2 separate regions of the Homo sapiens genome follow, and region 2 is linked to region 1. The links are chromatin contacts, found by Hi-C or POLR2A ChIA-PET in ENCODE. All regions are on one chromosome and are shown on one strand. Each heading gives the region's core, a stretch centred on a gene start or an enhancer-like site at or near the end of the contact. The rest is flanking DNA. Distances are from core to core; before and after follow the strand shown.

Evidence for each region. A loop is a pair of places that touch in the nucleus more often than their neighbours do. ChIA-PET counts read pairs that join two places held with the same protein, here RNA polymerase II (POLR2A). Pooled maps may share reads with other maps.
Region 2: a loop to region 1 is called in a pooled map, with 3 times the contacts of the local background. The contact joins the promoter of EML2-AS1 here to the promoter of KLC3 in region 1. A Hi-C loop is called at or near these places in 2 of 50 pooled maps. POLR2A ChIA-PET finds 5 or more read pairs at or near these places in 2 of 52 experiments (B cell and HEK293).

The regions. Positions count from the first base shown.
Region 1 is chr19:45,336,446-45,342,480 of GRCh38, forward strand. It overlaps KLC3 (kinesin light chain 3), which reads left to right and starts at 4,305. Exons shown (of 13, transcript NM_177417.3): 1 at 4,305-4,401. RefSeq lists a silencer at 4,201-4,290.
Region 2 is chr19:45,640,244-45,645,020 of GRCh38, forward strand. EML2-AS1 (EML2 antisense RNA 1) reads left to right here and starts at 1,251. Exons shown (of 2, transcript NR_130729.1): 1 at 1,251-1,523; 2 at 1,982-2,597. It also overlaps a transcript of EML2 not described here. RefSeq lists enhancers at 1,658-1,717, 2,239-3,090, 2,248-2,507, 2,518-2,567, 2,958-3,007 and 2 more.

The DNA.
Region 1 (6,035 bases), core at 3,055-5,554:
CCGTCTCTACTAAAAATACAAAAATTAGCTGGGCATGGCGGTACGTGCCTATAGTCCCAGCTACTCCGGAGGCTGAGGCAGGAGAATTGTATGAACCTGGGAGGCGGAAGTTGTAGTGAGCCGAGATTGTGCCACTGCACTCCAGCCGGGGAGAAAGAGCATGACTCCGTCTCAAAAAAACAAAAACAACAACAGCAGCAACAAAAGCAAGAAAGGTTTTCCTTAGTTAACACTTTCTTCTTCTTTCAATCTTTATCTCATTTAAGTCTCACCTCAATGCTGTGTGATGAGTGTGATCATCCCCATTTTACTAGACGAGGAGACAGAGGCTCAGCCAGAGATCATTGTTCCCCCGGTTTACATGGAACAGAAATGGCAGGGCCAGGATTTAAACCTAGATCTGCCTGGCTCCCCGCCCGGCTCCATCCCCTGCCCTCCCCCAACACACATAGTATTTACCGGGTGCTACCCTGTTCTAAGCCTTTTCTGGGGGATTATACAGTAATCCTCACCACAGCCTTAAAGTAGGGTACCCTGTGAGTCTCGTTTGACAGACTAGAAATCTGAGGTCCAGAGAGGTTACTTCTTGGCTCAGAGGGTCACACAGCTAGCAAATGACCCAGCTGAGATTTGTCCCTGCTGGCCTGGCTCCAGTCCCTGCACTGCCTGTGGTAAGCGTGTAGCAGATCCAGATCCAATGTCCAGCGTCGTGAGGCCAAAAAAATGGGGGGCAGGGGGAAGGCTCTGCTGCCCCTCGATCCTGTGCTGTTGAAATAGCTGGAGCTAGCACTTTGGAAGGCCGAGGCGGGTAGATCACCTGAGGTCAGGAGTTCGAGACCAGCCTGGCCAACATGGCGAAACCCTGTCTATACTAAAAATATAAAAATTACCTGGGCGTGATGGTGCACACCTGTAATCCCAGCTACTCTGGAGGCTGAGGCAGGAGAATCATTTGAACCCGGGAGATGGAGGTTTCAGTGAGCCGAGATCATGCCATTGCACTCCAGCCTGGGCAACAGAGACACTGTCTTTTTTTTTTTTTTTTTAGGGGATGGAGTTTTGCTCTTGTTGCCCAGGCTGGAGTGCAATGACGCCATCTTGGCTCACTGCAACCTCCGCCTCCCTGGTTCAAGTGATTCTCCTGTCTTAGCCTCCTGACAAGCTGGAATTACAGGCCCATGCCACCAAGCCCGGCTAATTTTTGTAATTTTAGTAGAGACACGGTTTCATCATATTGGTCAGGCTGGTCTCGCCCTCCTGATCTCAGGTGATCCGCCCTCCTGATCTCAGGTGATCCGCCCTCCTAGGCCTCCCAAAGTGCTGGGATTATAGGCATGAGCCACCACTCCCAGTGAGATGCTGTCTTAATTAAAAAAAGGAAGAAAGAAAGAAATAGCTGGAGCTTGGCACAGTGGCTCATGCCTGTAATCCCAGGACTTTGGGAGGCCAAGGCAGGAGGATCGCTTGAGGTCAGGAGTTCAAAACCAGCCTGGGCAATATAGGGAGACCCCCATCTTTACAAAAAACAACAAAAAGTAGCTGGGTATGGTGGTGCATTTGTAGTCCCAGCTACCTGGGACTTGGGAGGCTGAGGAGGGAGCATTGCTTAAACCCGGGAAATCAAGGCTGCAGTGAGTTACGACTGCCACTGCACTCCAGCCTGGGTGACAGAGTGACACCTGTCTTTTAAAAAAGCTAGAGTAGGCCGGGCATGGTGGCTGACGCCTATAATCCCAGCACTCTGGGAGGCCGAAGTGGGTGGATCACCTGAGGTCAAGAGTTCAAGACCAGCCTGGCCAACATGGGAAACTCCATTTCTACAAAAATATAAAAATTAGCAAGGCATGATGGTGGGTGCCTGTAATCCCAGCTGCTTGGGAGGCTGGGGCGGGAGAATCGCTTGAACCTGGGAAGCGGAGGTTACACAATGAGCCAAGATCGTGCCACTGCACTCCAGCCTGGGCAACAGAGCAAGACTGTCTTAAAAAAAAAAAAATGCTGGAGTAGTTAGGATATGAGTTTGAATTTTTATTTCCATGATTCAATCAGCACCTATTCTCCCAAATGCCTTCTCTGCGTTGGGCCTGTGCTAGGTGGCACTGGGGACACAGTGGAGACTGACATGGCCCCTGGCCGCCTCCTCCCTTCTTGGGGCTCATAGTCTAATATGGGACTGACCTGTCTCCCCACACTGATGACCCAGAGTTGGCAGGGCTGGATGTGGGAGCCCAAGAGCCTGGAAACCTGGGAAATAAGAAAGGGCTTCCTGGAGGAGGAAGCATCAGCACTGGGGCTCAGACAACAGGGAAGTAGAGGGCACGTTGGCTGCAATTCGGAGGGAGCGCGGAGCTGTGCCGAGTCTGGAGTTTGGTCCACGGACCAGCAGCGCCCTCTGCTGGAAGCATTTCATAGTGTAGTGACCGGGGTACCGCGCGCATTGAGCCATGTATGTATGTATGCATTTATTTATTTTTGAGATGGAGTTTCGCTCTTGTTGCCCAGGCAGGAGTGTAATGGTGTGATCTCGGCTCACTGCAACCTCTGCCTCTGGGGTTCAAGCGATTCGCCTGCCTCAGCCTCCCAAGTAGCTGGGATTACAGGCGTGCGCTACCACACCCGGCTAATTTTGTATTTTTAGTAGAGATAGGGTTTCACCATGTTGGCCAGGCTGGTCTCGAACTCCTGACCTCAAGTGATCCAGCCCCCTCGGCCTCCCAAAGTGCTGGGATTACAGGTGTGAGCCACTGCGCCGTCCTCAAGTTATATTAGAATCGTGTCCTCCCAGCTTTGGCCAGCTTACTATTCTAGGACTTGATTCCTTCATTCAGTCACAATTTATTGAGCACCGACTTTGCATCAAGCTCTTGCTGAAGATAACAGTGCTGACAATATACAGCCCTGCCCTCAGAGCTTATATAGTAGAGGAGAAAAAGTGAACCCATAATATACAGTCAGTAGCGAGTATTTACTAAGTACTTTCTATTTGCGAGGCCCTGATAAAAGTACTGTCCTGGCCAGGCGCGGTGGCTCACGCCTGTAATTCCAGCACTTTGGGAGGTCGAGGTGGGCAGATCACCTAAGGTCAGGAGTTCGAGATCAGCCTGGCTAACATGGGGAAACCCCGTCTCTACTAAAAATGGAAAAATTAGCTGGGCATGGTGGCGGGCGCCTGTAATCCCAGCTACTCGGGAGGCTGAGACAGGAGAATGACTTGAACCCAGGAGTTGCAGTGAGCCAAGATAAGATAGCGCCATTGTACTCCAGCCTGGGTAACACAGCGAGACTGTGTCTCAAAAAAAAAAAAAAAAAAAAAAAAGTACTGTCCCTGTATTAGTTAACATTCAATTCTCAAAGCCTTAGACTATTTATATTTTATTGACTAGGGAAACTGAGGCACAGAGAGGTTAAGTTACTTGCCCAAGGCCTGCACAGCAAGTAAGTGCCGGAATCAAATTTGAACCCTGAGCCCAATTCTTAGATATCACATTCCCTTGCCAATAACATAATATATAACATAACATAATGATGTGATATATGTTATATAAAATAACTTTAGGGGCCGGGGGCGGTGGCTCACTCCTGTAATCCCAGAACTTTGGGAGGCCGAGGCGGGAGGATCACTTGAGGTCAGGAGTTTGAGACCAGCCTGGCCGACATGGCGAAACCCCGTCTCTACTAGAAATATAAAAAGTAGCCGGGCGTGGTGGCAGACACTTGTAGTCGCAGCTACTCGGGAGACTGAGATGGGAGAATCGCTTGAACTTGGGAGGTGGAGGTTGCAGTGAGCCGAGATCGCGCTACTGCACTCCAGCCTGGGTGACGGAGCGAGACTCCCTCTCAATAAATAAATAAGGTAATTTTAGGCCCTGAAAAGTTTTGTGAACAAAATCAAGAGGAGTATGTAATGTTTTGGTGGAAGGGTGCCATTTAGAAGGGGGCAATCAGGGAAGGCCTGCCGGAGGAGGTGGCCTTTGAGAAGAGACCTAAAGACGATGAGATCTGTGGGAAGAGAGATCGAAGCAGGCCACACAACCAAGGAAAAGGCTCTGGGGCAGGCACTGCAAGAAAGCCACCTGTCTGGGATCTAAAGTTTCCAAAGTTTTAGCTTGGCCAAGGCCCCTGCGCTACAATCACCCTGATTCGAGGTGTCCTGGAGGTTACCAGTTCCGCGTGCGAAGTTCTGCCATTCCCGCGGGGCTGGAGCCCCGAGGCTGAACTTCCCACGGGCGGTGGGCGTGGCCGGCTCACCTGCGGGGGCGTGGCTCCCGGCTGCCCCGCCCCTCGGAGGAGCCGCCCGAGGTCCCAGACGCCCGGCGCAGCGGGAGCGGCGGGGCGTGCCTGGCCTGCGGGACGCGACTGATCGCAGTGGGGCGAAGCGGGGCCGGAGCCGCCCGCGGTCAGGTGGGTGCCGGGAGTGGGGCGCGGGACTCTCGGAGAGCCGCGATGATGGGGGGCGGGGGCAACCCTGGGCCCGCTCGCCCTGAGACGGGGAAGGGCCTTGGGGCTCCCGGATGCCCCCTGCCCCGTCCTGGGGCTCTCCGGGATCTGGAGGCCTGGCTGGGGTCCCATGCCCCCCACCCCAGCGCAGGTAAACAGCGAGGACGGGGCGGGGCCTGGGAGGGAGAGGGAGGGGGCCCTTGTGACTGCGGGTGAGCCTGGTGCGCGGGGCTGGGCAGGCCAGGGTAAGTTGGTGCGGCTTGCGGGGCTGGGCCACGATGGGAGTCTCCTGCCTGCCTGTGTTTGTGTGTGTGTGTGTGTGTGTGTGTGTGGCTTTGCGTGTGTGTAAGAGAGTGTGTCAGGCTGTGGGTATGAGGGTGAAAGCGACTGTCCGTGTAACCCTGTGATGGGACTGTGTGTATGATGTGACACTTTTAGCAATGTGAAAACGTGGGCGACCTCTGACTGGAATGGTGTGTGTGTAGAATTGGATTGCTGGTAGCACTTTACGACCAAGAGCTAGTGCGACTGTAGTCGACTTTCTGCTTGGCCTGATGTGCATGTGTGTGGCTGTGTGTGTGGCTGTCTTCATGGCAGAGAGTGGAACTGGTTGTAGGATTAGGTGTGATTGACCAAGAGGCTGTGCGGCTGTGGTTGTCTTTCTGCCTGTTGGTGTGTGTGTGTGTGTGTGTGTGTGCGCGCGCGCGTGTGGTGGACAGTGTGGCACTGGATCAGTGATAGGTGACTATGATTGACTTTTGATTGTGTGTCACTGTGATGGTGCATGGGGCTGGGCGGAACTGTGTCCAGAAGTGGAGCTGTTTCATGGGACGGTGCGCGTGGAACCTTGGGGTTGGATGAGTGAGGTGTGGAGGTGTGTGAAGCCGTGTGTGCGTGTGTGTGTGTGTGTGTGTGTGTGTAGAGAGGAACTAGAGGGTGTGTGATCTGCATTGATACCGTGGCTGGCAGTGGTGTGCAACGGAGAGTTTGTGGGAGATGGGAGTGGAGACGTGGACATTTAAGTGGGATGCTCCTCCAAGCGGGTGACAGGATGGAAAAGGGGGTCCGCGTCAGGGATCAGTGTGTGGGACTGTGCCTATGATTATCAGCTGTGCGGTTGTGCACCCGGGGCTCTGTGTGAGTGTGGGAGCTGCTGTGTGTCTGGGACACAGCCCGAGTGCTGGATGGCTGTGGTTGAGCCGTGTTTGTTGCTGTGGTTGTCAATCTGGCTGTGGAGTGGTGTGTGTAAGGCTGTGTCTGAGGTTATAGAGGGAGGTTTTACATCGGCAAAATTGTGTGAAGAATGGTTGTGGTTGTCAGGATGACTCTTGAACCTGTGTGGTTGTGAGTTCAACCATTTATGATGTTTGTGTGTGAGGTGTGAGAATAGGTATGGTGTGATATACACAAGCACACAGATTGGCCGGGTGCAGTGGCTCATACCTGTAATCTCAACACTTTGGGAGGCTGAGGCGGCGGGGATTGCTTGAACCCAGGAATCCTAGACTAGCCTGGGCAATATGGTGATACCCCGTCTCTACAAAAACAAAAATTAGCTGGGCATAGTTTAGTTTTTTAAAAATTAAAAAAAGGTTGGC
Region 2 (4,777 bases), core at 1-2,500, 300 kb after region 1:
GGTGTGGCTCTGTCGACCAAACTGGAGTGCAATGGCGTGATCATGGCTCACTGAAACCTCGAATTTCCTAGGCTTAAGTGAGCCTCCTGCCGCAGCCTCCCAAGTAGCTGGGTCTACAAGCGAAGGCCAGCACGCCCGGCTATTTTCTTTCTCTCTCTTTTTTTTTTTGTTTTTTGTTTTTTGTTTTTTGTTTGTTTGTTTAACGGAGTCTTGCTCTGTCAGCAGGCTGGAGTGCAGTGGCGCGATCTCAGCTCACTGCAACCTCCGCCTCCCGGGTTGAAGTGATTCTCCTGCCTCAGCCTCCCGAGTAGCTGGGACTACAGGCACGCGCCACCACGCCCATTTTTGTATTATTAATAGACAGGGGGTTTCACCATGTTGGCCAGGATGGTCTCGATCTCTTGACCTTGTGATCCACCCGCCTAGGCCTCCCGAAGTGCTGGGATTACAGGCGTGAGCCACCGCGCCAGGCCTAATTTATTTTCATTTTTAGTAAAGACGAGGGCTCGCTATTTTGCCCAGCCTGGTCTCGAACTCCTGAGCTCAAGCGATGATTCCCGCCTCCGCCTCCCAAACTGCTAGAATTATATAGCCTTAGTTTTTGACTCTGTCCAGATCTTCAGTATGGCCCCGCCTCTGGAGTTGACCACGCCTGTCATTCTGAGCCTCCCTTCTAACCCTGTCCCTGAGTTGACTCAGTTGCTTGAGAATTGACTGCTACCTCCCGCCAACGCTCCTTCTCCGGCCCGCCAGGCATTCTGATTACGTCCATTTTCACGTATTCCTTATGTGAATACCTTCGAGGCCTCCAAGTTGGCTGCACCTCTTGGCATTTGACCACGCCCCTACGGCCCCGCCCAACCTTTAAGCCACGCCCTTTTCAACCTGGCAGTGCCCCCCGATTTTGATGTCAAAGCTTCTGGAATCTGGAATGCCTCCACCTGGTCTCAGCCTCTGTTACTCCGTACCCCAGATTTTAATTTCGCCCAGGCGAACACTGTGGCTGCACCCTTAAATTCCTCAGACTCCCTCTTTCCTTGTAGAAACTCTGTGGCTGCTGCCTTGACTTCATCCCTGAAACTCAACGGGGCCTCTCCTGTACCTTAATAACCACGCCCATAAGCCAAGCTCCTCCCTGACTTCCTCACCCAGTAGACCTGACCGTCCAGCTTCTAAAAACTCTGGCCACGCCCCTCAATATTGACTCCGCCCTCCCAGACCTTCCACTGTTACCGTGCCACCTCAAGATTGGTCCCTCCAAGGCTCTGGCACCGTCCCCGCTTTTGAACTAGCTGGCCCCACTCTAGGTTACGACCTCGTGGCCTGGGGCATGACTACATTTCTCGACCATTTCCTCCCTATCTCTTTCTGCGGCTTGACGCCGCCCCAGTCCTTACCCTTCCTTTTTGGCGCTACAGTTGCTGCTGGAGGATGTGGTCCGGCTGCGGGGGTCCTCACGGCGCACCGAGGCGAGGCGCTCTGGTGACAAGTAGCGGCGGACACTGCTAAAAGAGAGCACACAGGTGGGGGCAGAGCCTTCTAGGCCAGCAGGCGAGTGCCGTGAGCAAGCGAGATTCTCCCTGCACCCTCTGCTGCTGGAGCTCAGGCAAACAAACCACCTCTGTCTCCCACGAGGTCTTGGAAGAGGCTGGGGGTCCCGGCCTTGTGCCTTACCTGCGCCCGGAGGTCGCCTCCTTCTTGGGAGAGGATGGGGACGTGGCATAGCCACCCACGCGCCGCGGGGGTCCCGAGCCATTAAGGGGCGTCCTGGTGGGAAGGCCTTTCAAGAGCTGACACACTGGAGGGATGGGGTTAGGGGACAGAAGAGGGTGAGTATAAGGACCAGGCCCCGGTCCTCCCCATCCCACCCCTCCAGTCTAACGGGGATACCCGAGGCAGTGGTGCCTAAGCGCGGAGGCGCCCGGCCCTTGGGGGTGCCCCGCGCGCGTAGCGCCGCTCCCTGTTCTTCGCATGCCCGCAGGCGACGCAGAGCATCCGCCAGCGCCGCCTTTAGGACCGCCAGCTCGTCTTCCTGTAACTGCAGCCGCTGCTCCAGCGCCGACACGCGGTCGTCCACTTCCATACCGCTCGTGCCCGACAAATTGTCATCTGGAAGACGGGGGAGTGCCGGCTGCAGGGCCACCCAGGAGCTCCAGTGCCCAAGGGGTCCCTCCCGCCTTCCTGGGTCTAAGCGGGGGGCCAGCCACGCCCCTTTCCTGTCCCGCTACCTGGGGCTGGGACACTTGGACATGAGCCAAGGAAGAGGACTCTGAAGGGGGAAGGAAATCCCCACAGCTCTCCAACCCATCCGCACACTCCTCTCTGCCACAGCGCGCTGGCCGTGTGACCTTGGGGAAGTCCCTTCCCTCTTATTTTCTAAGAGTCTGTGAACCCAGGAGCCTCTCGCTCTGGCTTTAAGATGCTATGACTAAGACGTGACCAGGCGCAGTGGCTCACGCCTGTAACCCCAGCACTTTGGGAGGCCGAGGCGGGCGTATCACGAGGTCAGGAGATCGAGACCATCCTGGCCAACATGGTGAAACCCCGTCTCTACTAAAATAAAATTAAATTAAAAATAAAATAAAATTTAAAAAAAAGCCGGGCGTGGTGGCGCGTGCCTGTAGTCCCAGCTACTCCGGAGGCTGAGACGGGAATCGCTTGAACCCGGGGGGTCGGAGGTTGCCGTGAGCCAAGATCGCGCCACTGCACTCCAGCCTGGCCACAAAGCGAGACTCCGTCTCAAAAAAAAAAAAAAGAAAAAAGAAAAAGAAAAAAAAGATTCTTTGATTTTATGACTAAGACGTTAAGTATCTATGAGTGATAAGAGCATTTGCAAAATGACACCAACCTACTCCTAATGACACTAAAGTTCTAGAATTGATCCCCAACATCCTCCGACGAAGATTCTGTTATGAATACCAACGTCTCTTCACTGTTTCTAAGACTTTCCAAGCCAAAAGGTCATGCCTAGCCTCCCCGTTTCCCCTCCTCTCCTCACCCTGGGGTTCGACCCTAGAGCCAGCTGCAAGGACAGAGCTTCGGCGGCCCCTGGCGGCGGACTTGGGGGTTGCAGGCAGCGCATGGCAGACCCAGAAGACCCAAGGGAGATGCAGACCGGATTGACAACCAAACTCTTCCCCAGCAGGCATTCCTCTTTTCTGTTCCCCTTCTTTATTTCGCCTCTGTACCCCGCGCCCCAGATTTGGCTCTCCAGCCTATGGGTGCAGCCAAAATGACTCCCCGAGTCGCCCCCCCAACCCCGCTCATTTTCCCAAAGTGGGAGGGGCGGAGACCGAAGTGGCCCCTCTCCCCCTTTTCCCGCAGAATACTCATACCCAGACTCATTGCTGACCACAACCAAGGAAGCCCTGGTTCCCAGCCTGGTGGAAGTAAAGGTGGTAGCTTAGACGGGGACAGGGCGTGGAGCTCGCCCCTGCCATCCCGCGTCCACAGGCCGCGCAGCTGGCCCTCTGGGCTCCGCAGTGCAGCCGCCGCTCCTCCCTCCTTCCCTTCGTAGCCCAATCGCCTGCCGAGGCTTGCCCGCCCTGCCCCCCACTCAGCGCCTCCCAGGTCCGGTGCCTGGACCTGCAGAGGGAGGTGGGAGCCTCCTGAGGTCAGAAGGAGTGAGCCGTCAGGACTTAGAACTCGTAACAGGGGGAAACCTCTAGGGGTCTTGTTGGCATCACGTTTTGCAGACGGGAAACTAAGGAAGGAGGCTAGTAGGAGTGTGCAGAGACACGCCAAAGATCACTCAGCCCGTAGGTGGGGGCTGGGGACCCAATCACCTCCTGTGCTCAGCCTGGTCCTACCTACCATTAATTATACGACCAGAAAAATGGCATCTGTTACTGTGAGCTTACATGTGCCAGGCACTGCTCACGCAAAACATTTAGCACGTTCCCGGCTCATGTTGATGCTCGATAAATCCAGAATAGGATTAACTATTTTTATGATACCTAATGCTTTTGGCAACTCTAGTAGTTGTAGTAGCATAATCCATTTTAGGAGGAGAGGAGGAGGAAGGTTACTGAAGCCCAGAAAGGTGACGTTACTTGTTACACGGACACACAGCCGTTCAATGGAAGAACCCATACTCAACAGGAATGGCCACCCTGTCATTCTGGCTCTTAGAGGGACAGAGGAGGACAAAATAAGCATTCTGGGTCCCCTGCCAATTCCAGTGGTCCCTGGCACTAGGGTGTGTGCCCAGAGGACTGAACCTCCAAACTGAGTTAATAGAGGTGCTTTCATCTTGACCCTTCTGCCCCACCCAGAGAGGCCAGCTGCACTGTCAGGCCTTGGCCAGCCCATCCTACCAACCCCCACACCTCCACCATCCCCATCCCTGTGACTCAAGCCCTCCGCTCCCTCCTGACCATCCCCCCATCCTCAGCCTTTTCCCAGAGACCAGGCCTCACTTCCCACTTTTCCCTCCCAACTCCCCTCTTCTCCTATCTCCCCTCACCTGAGCCCGACACCCACAGTGGTCCTTCTGGTATCACACCCATTTGTCTAGGGAGAAGGGATGGTGCTAATGCATGGGAGGGCCAGGGCCAGAGGATTTGGGAGGTATCCTAGAAGCAAAGTCCTCTGGCCGTCCCTTTCCAGTCCCACACTCTGCCCTCAACTCAACACCAAATCCACCCCCACCCCCTCTGTCTGTCCCCCTGCTATGGAGATAGGGGAGCATTCCAGAAGCTTGAGGGGAGAGAGAAAGGGCAGAGTTCCAGGCCCAATCGACCCCCAGGCCGTTCCCCCTTCCAATCCCAGGTTCCTT